2 separate regions of the Homo sapiens genome follow, and region 1 is linked to region 2. Evidence: chromatin contacts called from ENCODE Hi-C or POLR2A ChIA-PET data. All regions are on one chromosome and are shown on one strand. Each heading gives the region's core, a stretch centred on a gene start or an enhancer-like site at or near the end of the contact. The rest is flanking DNA. Distances are from core to core; before and after follow the strand shown. Region 1 holds the start of FAM240B (family with sequence similarity 240 member B). Region 2 has its middle 18 kb from the start of FAM201A.

Evidence for each region. Hi-C counts contacts between places; a loop is a spot of excess contacts on that map. ChIA-PET counts read pairs that join two places held with the same protein, here RNA polymerase II (POLR2A). Pooled maps may share reads with other maps.
Region 1: a loop to region 2 is called in a map of K562, with 5 times the contacts of the local background. The contact joins the promoter of FAM240B here to the enhancer-like site in region 2. A Hi-C loop is called at or near these places in 27 of 168 maps with a recorded cell type or tissue (A673, Caco-2, GM12878 and 17 more), 18 of 37 single-sample maps with no recorded cell type and 15 of 50 pooled maps. POLR2A ChIA-PET finds 5 or more read pairs at or near these places in 1 of 52 experiments (OCI-LY7).

What each region holds. Positions count from the first base shown.
Region 1 is chr9:38,717,270-38,721,509 of GRCh38, forward strand. FAM240B (family with sequence similarity 240 member B) reads right to left here and starts at 2,864. Exons shown (of 3, transcript NM_001394922.1): 1 at 2,753-2,864.
Region 2 is chr9:38,636,953-38,640,988 of GRCh38, forward strand. No RefSeq gene overlaps it. Among named protein-coding and RNA genes, the nearest start is that of FAM201A, 18 kb to the left of the region's middle. Within about 2 kb of position 2,084, at least 2 of the 41 ENCODE cell types and tissues checked have a DNase peak (open chromatin) inside an H3K27ac peak, as active enhancers do; they include PC-9, where a contact is called at or near this core.

The sequences.
Region 1 (4,240 bases), core at 1,614-4,113, 81 kb after region 2:
TAATTTGGTCAAAGAGTTAACAAAGTTTTGGCCGGGCGCAGTGGCTCACGCCTGTAATCCCGGCATTTTGGGAGGCCAAGGCGGGCGGATCACGAGGTCAGGAGATCGAGACCATCCTGGCCAACAGGGTGAAACCCCGTCTCTACTAAAAAATACTCTTGAGTATAGCGAGAGACTCTGAGTGTAGTAGTGGTCTCACCCTAAAAAGGTGTTTGTTTGTTTGTTTTTTGAGAAGGAGTCTCGCTCTGTTGCCCAGGCTGGAGTGCAGTGGCGCAATCTTGGCTTACTGCAAGCTCCGCCTCCCGGGTTCACGCCATTCTCCTGCCTCAGCCTCCTGAGTAGCTGGGACTACAGGCGCCCGCCGCCACACCCGGCTAATTTTTTTGTATTTTTTAGTAGAGACGGGGTTTCACCGTGTTAGCCAGGATGGTCTCAATATCCTGACCTCGTGATCCGCCCGCCTCGGCCTCCCAAAGTTCTGGGATTACAAGCGTGAGCCACTGCTCCCGGCCAAGAGTTACAAAGTTTTACACTGTTAGCAAAGATGCTCCTTTAAGACTCTGTTTTTAAAAATGTGAACGTCGTTTTGTGCACATGGTAAAATATTTCAAAAAGCACTGAAGGATATGAAATAAAGAAGTGTTTCCCATTTTACTTTACTGCAGTCAGCAACACTTCCCAAAGACACCCACTGTTAATGATGTCATATTTGTATTTCCATCTTATTGGAAGCATATATATGCGTACGTATGTGTACAAAATATTGTTTTTGCAAGCAGGGCCATACAATAAACACTGTTTTGCATTTTGCCTTTTTCAACTAAGAAAATATTTGCTTGTCAGCATACATTGTTTTTCATGGTTGTGTAGTAATCTGTTTATGGATATGCCATAATTAACCATTCTAGCATGGATGGACATTTGAATTAATTCCTGCTTGGGTCTATTACAAAAAATTCCAGAGTAAATCATGTTTTGTTCACATCTGTAAGTACATCTGTAGCATAAACTCCTAGAAGTATAATTGCAGGTCAAAGTCCAGGTACCCTGAAATGTTTACAGCATAATTCCATATTGCCTTCTGCTGTCACGGAAGTGTTGGAATGTTTGTGGACTTAGCAGAACTTCTTCTGTAGAGGTCCTTTCAGTCTCAATGACATAACAGTATGGGCTGTCAATGTATTCACCTCTTAATGAAAAGACAAGCACAGGTTTAGGTCTTGGACTCAGGAGAACATATCTGAATGGACCACCTTAAGACAGACCCTGGAAAACAATTGGCTTTTCTAACTCAAAAAAATACCGTGCTGAATTAATGAATTGATGAGTCATGGCAGGGCCCATAGAGAAGTAACCAATACATTTCTCAGTTCAATTTTGCATCAAAAATAAAAAATAATTATAATTTAAATAAACATAAACATTAATCAGTTTCATTGCATTCTTATGCTAATAGGACATATACATAGTTTGAGATAAGTAAAAAAAAAAAATGTTCAAAGTCCTAACTGTAGATAGTTATTTTAAATGGTCAATTAAAATTTGTTTCTCCTATTTGCTTTGAATGCTATATTTGGCTTAGAGTTACCATATTAATACTAACATACAGTTATTTCTAAAATACATTTTGATGTTTTTTATTTTATGAATTTCATTCACTTTTTTGAATAGTTATTTTTTTTAAAAGAGTTTGGAAAAGATACGTAAGTCTTCTCATCTGTGAGTTGAGGTGTTTGATCTACAGGTTCATTGAGGTCCATCTGGCTCTAATAGTCAGGAAAAAATCATCAGCCTCAAGTTCAAGGGAATAATCTGTATCTTCAAAATTACAGGGGCTTTGTGTTTCAGTTTTTTCACCTTCAAATGAGGGTATCTAGTTGCTTTGCACATATGTGAAGGGCAAATATCAATAATTAGGCTTTAGCAAAAGGAGACTGTTCTTCGATAAATAAGCAATTCTGTTTCTCTGCATCCCCCCCCACCCCCAGCAAAAGTAGTTTTTTCTACAGTGTACATCTCTTGAGAGGATTAGTTCTATTTTCAGTAAAATGTTACCAATTTGGAAAAGTCATAATTCCAACAGCAGTTCTTAAGTTTACTTTTCTAATTAACTTACACTTAAAGAGTGCTAGAACTCACTTTTATAATAAAAATTAAATATCAATTTAATCAAATAACATTTATTGAAGCTTGACTTTGTGTGAGGCTCATGCACTTGAGTCTATCTGATGAGGGGCTAGGGAAGAGTCAACTGTATCAACTCAGACGAAAGGGAATTCTACAGTTGAATTTCCCAGGTCTCAGGTTAGTCAAGTAAAAACCCCAAATTCATGATTAATCACCCCACCATCAGCTTCCTGAGAAGCTTCCATGATCCAGCATCTACAATGAACATTTCCTTGGGACTAAATTATCCATCAACCAACATGAGACATATCTTTATTTTGGTTAATCTCCAAAAAGCCTTGCTCTGTGAGATTTACCCGAATTTCTTGCTTTTTCCACACTCTTTAACATGAAATTTCTGCATCATTGACATTTAGGAAAAGATGGAAAAACATCAGAGATGGAAAAAAATCTACTGGCCCATCTGTTATTCCCAACTGGTACAGCGTAGGTGTTCAAGGTGAAGAGAAAATGAATTCAAGTGGTCAATAAAGGACACACATATAAGGGGTGATGTCTGTTTCAATTTTCAGCCCAAGTTGCAAGATGTTCCCACACTTGACAACACAAGCTCAATGTACTGTACCTTAAAGATGAATTTGCAGGTGATACCCGGCTAGGGTGCAAAGGAGGGCAAGACTCCCGGGCCTGCTCTTGATTCCTCAGGTCCGGCTCAGGAAGGCCACAGATGCTGTCCTGAAATCACATTGTTGCAGCCCCTATATAAGGAGTGGAGGAGTTACAGAAATCCCTTAACCTTTCAAGGTCATTTGAGCCAAATTAGTACCAGAACCAGACAATATCTTTCCAGGGACATTGTAGCCTTCCCTCGTGGTGAGAGATGGCTCTAAACAAATCCCATCTCGTACTACCCCACCCTCCCCAGAGAAGGCGAGCTTCTGTTTTGGCAGGTCCCACAAGTACTATGACTTGGCCTGAACCAAGAGAGATGATTTAGAGCAGAGGCTGGATTATCCATGTGCCCTATTCCCCTGTGACTTGTGAAAAGCCAGTCTCTGCACCTTGGTGTGTAAAGGGGACTGGAATGGTGGGACGAGTTACACTTGGGTGTAACATTACAGGAAGACTTAGAGAGGCATCTGGTTCTTTGGAGCCATTAATCCTTGAATGGAATCTGGTGATGACATATCATGGTCTGCTGAGTTCTCTACCAGTTGGAGCAGGAATTGACCCCGGTGAGTGTTTTCCAATAAAATGCATCCAAGTGAGATCGACTTCTCATTTTAGAGTGGCTCTTATCCCATGATGGAGGAGCACATTTTGTCCTTAGGAAAAACATTTAGAATCCTCACTCATCTGATAACAAAAATAGCTTTGGTTTTTATCAAATCCTTTAACTATGCTACTAATTGCACACCCGTTACTTGGTTCAGTGGAGTATAAATTTATAACTTACATTATACATGTCAAGCTCATCTAATATTGATGTTCAGATGTTATCCTGCTGAAGTGATATTTAATGTTGAGTCTGTGAAAGTGTTTTAATAAGCCCCTTTACATTAAGCTGGATGCCTTATTTAATAGCAGAACCAAATTTTAGAGATGAAATTTTTTTTTTTGGTAAGGAAAGAGAGGAGTTAATTCTGAAACCGTCATGCAGGGTCCCACCTATATAAAATCAACAATTTAAAGAGAAAAAACTCAACAAAAATGTTTCTAAGGAGTATACTGAAATCACAGAAGTGAAGTTATATACATATTTGTATATTTCCACTTAAGAAAATATAGAGAAACTTGAATAATTAGCAGCTAACAGATCACTAGGTGTTAGTTTCCCTTCCTTCGTCCCTCCCTTCCTCCCTCCCTTCCTCCCTCTTTCCTCCTTTTCTTTCTCTCCTGTGAAAGTTATTTTGGCTACATGTGATGCCTCAGCCTTTATTGAAGCCATTAGCAAGACTCCAAGAGAAAGGTTATCAAACTATTTCTTATGTGGTGTTACTCCACTTGGCTTATAGCAATTCTGTAAACACTTACTTAATCTACTAATATAGAATCTTGCACAATTAACAATTTGTTCCACTTTAAGGAATGAGCATTTATGCTCTTCCTAGTT
Region 2 (4,036 bases), core at 834-3,333:
TGCCTGTGTCTTGATTTTATTTTAATTTTTAATTTTTTTTTATTTTTTATTTTTTTTGAGGCGGAGTCTCTCTCTGTCGCCCAGGCTGGAGTGCAGTGCCGCAATCTCGGCTCACTGCAAGCTCCCCCTCCCAGGTTCATGCCATTCTCCTGTCTCAGCCTCAGCGTAGCTCCTGCCTCAGCTCCCAGACTAGCTGGGACTACAGACGCCCGTCACCATGCCCAGCTAATTTTTTGTATTTTTAATAGAGACGGGGTTTCACCGTGTTAGCCAGGATGGTCTCAATCTCCTGACCTCGCGATCTGCCCGCCTCGGCCTCCCAAAGTGCTGGGATTACAGCGTGAGCCACCGCGCCCGGCCGCCTGTGTCTTGATTTTTTTACTTTAAAAATCCTGTCTGCCTTTTATCATTCTCCTAGACTTTAAGAGATTTGCTTTTCTGTTATCATTATATTCAGATTTCAAAACTATTCTCAGTGGGAGTTAGATCTGAGATATTTGGGGCTGGGGGGGGGTTCCAGTTACAATTTTTTGTTTTGTTTTGTTTTGAGACTGAGTCACTGTCGCCCTGGCTGGAGTGCAGTGGCGCGATCTCGGCTCACTGCATCCTCCGCCTCCCGGTTCAAGCGATTCTCCTGCCTCAGCCTCCCGAGTAGCTGGGATTACAGGCGCCCACCACCATGCCCGGGTAATTTTTTGTATTTTTAGTAAGACGGGGTTTCAACATGTTGGTTAGGCTGGTCTCCGATTCCTGATCTTGTGATCTGTCCGCCTCGGCCTCCCAAAGTGCTGGGATTACAGGCGTGAGCCACCATGCCCGGCACCATTTTATTTTGTTTTGAGACAGGGCCTCGTTCTGTGACCCAGGCTGGAGTGCGATGGCATGATCACAGCTCACTGCAGCCTCGACCTGTTGTGCTCAAGCAATCATCCCTCCTCAGCCCCCCAAGTAGCTGGGACTACAGTCATGTGACACCACACCCAGCTAATTTTTTTTCTTTTTTTTTTTTTTTTTTTTTTTTTGTAGAAATTGGTTTTTGCCACGTTGCCTAGGGCTCAACTGTTCCTCTTTCCTCAGCTACCCAAAGTGCTGGGATTACAGGTGTGAGCCACTGAGCCTGACCCCAGTTACTCATTTTTCTATCTGGCTTAGTTTCTGTTTCTTTCTTTCCTTCTTTGGTTTACTATTCCTTAAGTTATGTGAACATATAAAGGAAAAAAAATGTATCTTAAGTCAAATTCGTGGCTTTGGGTGGAAGAAGAGGGAAGAAAGAAAATGTATTTTTGGCCAGACGTGGTGGCTCATGCCTGTAATCCCAGCACTTTGGGAGGCCAAGGTGGGCAGATCATGAGGTCAGGACTTTCAGACCAGCCTGGCCAATATGGTGAAACCCCATCTCTACTAAAAATACAAAAATTAGCCTGGCATGGTGGCATGCGCCTGTAGTCCCAGCTACTCGGGAAGCTGAGGCAGAAGACTTGCTTGAACCTGGAAAGCAGATGTTGCAGTGAGCTGAGATTGTGCCACTGCACTCCAGCCTGGGCGACAGAGTGAGATTCTGTTTCAAAAAAAAAAAAGTATTGTTTTATTATACATTTAAAGAAGAAAGTGTTCATAGCCATTGATTTTTCCCTACATGGTAATATATTCGTGGCACCTGGGTCACGTGGAATTATGGGAAGAGAGTCCTTTTCCCTTCTCCTAGGCTGGAGTGCAGTGGCACCATCTTGGCTCACTGAAAGCTCCGCTTCCCAGGTTCACACCATTCTCCTGCCTCAGCTGAGTAGCTGGGACTACAGGTGCCCATTACTACGCCCGGCTGATTTTTTGTATTTTTAGTAGAGGCGGGATTTCACCGTGTTAGCCAGGATGGTCTCGATCTCCTGACCTCGTGATCTGCCCACCTCGGCCTCCCAAAGTGCTGAGATTACAGGTGTGAGCCACCACACCCGGCCAGTCAGATCTGCATTCCCCACTTCCACTCGCTTCTCCGTTGTTACACGCCTTTGACTTTTGAGACTCATGCCACCATGCAACGTGACTCCACTGATGTCCATCATAGTCCTCTCCCTTCCTGTAGCCCTGGGCTTCTTGTCACTGCTCCCCATGGGCAGTCTGATAATTCTTGTAAAGTGACTCATGGTTCCTCGACTCTTTTGACCCAATAACTTTTCTCTCCACTCCACTGCAAGGTGTGACATCAAGATGCAAGATATGAAATGACTGGTCATACCTTGCAACTTGCTACACTTTATCATAAAAATCTTAAGCACCTGTCCACAGTGCCATATATTTTAACTGTCATATGCTTGCACTTCCTGAAACACTTTCCCAATACTTGGGGACCTCTATTAATGGTTTTGTCAAATTTTTACCCAGCCTAAAGAAAATAATTAAAATACATTCAGTGTAGCCTGAGTGTACTGTGTTTATAAAGTCAGCAATAGTGTACATTAATGTCCTAGGCCTTCATATTTACTCACCACTCACACACTGACTCACCCAGAGCAACTTCCAGTCCTGCAAGCTCCATTCATGGTAAGTGTCCTACATAGGTGTACCATTTTTTGTCTTTTCTACCATATTTTTACTACACCTTTTCTCTGTTTAGATATGTTTGGATATACAAACACTTACCATTGTAATACAATTGCCGGCAGTATTCCATATAGTAACATGTTATGCAGGCATATGGCCTAGGAGCTACAGGATATACCATATAGCGTAGGTGTGTAGTAGGCTTTATCATCTATGTTTGCGGAAGTGCACTCTGTGGTTCACACAGTGATGAAATTGCCTAACGACACATGTCTCGGAATGTATTACTGTCATTAAGAGATGCATGGCTTCATATATTTTTTACTCTGTTCTTATGCTTCTCTCTGTAGAACTCCAATGGCACAGATGTGTCATTGTATTGTTACACAGATCCTTAAGGCTATGCTCATTTTTCTTCAAACGTTTTTCCTCTCTGTTGCTTATATTGAATACTTTTTATTGATCTATCTTTAAGTTCATGGACTTTTTCCTTTGTCATTTCTATTCTGCTGTTGAGATCATCTTGTGAATTTTTAATTTCAGTGTTTTTATTTTTAGTTCTGAAGTGTAACTGTCTTTTCACTTGCAAGTTGAGATTTTCCTTGTTCTTTACATGCTGAACCATTTTGGATTATATCCTGAATATTTTGGATATTATCTTATGAGACTCTGGGTTTTGTTTAAAACGTCAGGACAATGTCTTTTGCTGTTGTTTTCAATGGCAATCGGCTAGGTCAGATTCAATATGCAAATTCCTCCAGTGGGCTGTAGTTCTATTGTGGTTCAGAGCCATGTGGTACAAGCACACAGAGAAAAAGAGCAGTGAAGAATCACTCTGAACTCCTGGAACCATAGATTCTCAGGTAAGAGAGAAGAGTTTCTTCCTTCAGAGTTGTAGGTGCTTCTTGTTGGTAGCTGTTGCTCTTTGCCCAGCTGCAACCACTGAATCACCAGCACAGTATTGCTTAGGTTATAAAGAAAGGAAAGCAGAAATATAGGAGGGAATTCATCCTCCTCTTTCTCACCTGTAGGGGCTCATTTTCCTTCCCCTCAGATCAGAAAGTGAGAGATCTTCGGGAATTCTTTTTGTCTGTAACCAGGATGTATTTCGTTTCTTTAAGCCTCCTCTGACTGGCCAGTTTTGCATGTTGCTTGTTTTCAGTTTTCAAAGTAAGAAAAATCCTATGATTCTCCTGATGCTTTATAAGTCTATGCTTTCAGATTAATGCGAAAGATTATTTAAAAACAAGCTTTCGGTAAAAATGAAGGGCATCCAAAGAAGCCTGCTTTCCACTTGGCTTCTGGCCATCTTTCCTTTCTGCGGGGGTTCAAGAGCTTGGAGGCATTGGATCTGGTATCAGAGCGGTCACCTTCCCCACTGATGGGGAAGCCCAGAGGCCTTAGGAATAAACGAAGCCCGTACTGAGGAAAGGGAAGCTGAGAGGACCGAGGAAACACCGACTTTACACGCCTGTGGACTGCAGGAACCATTTATGGC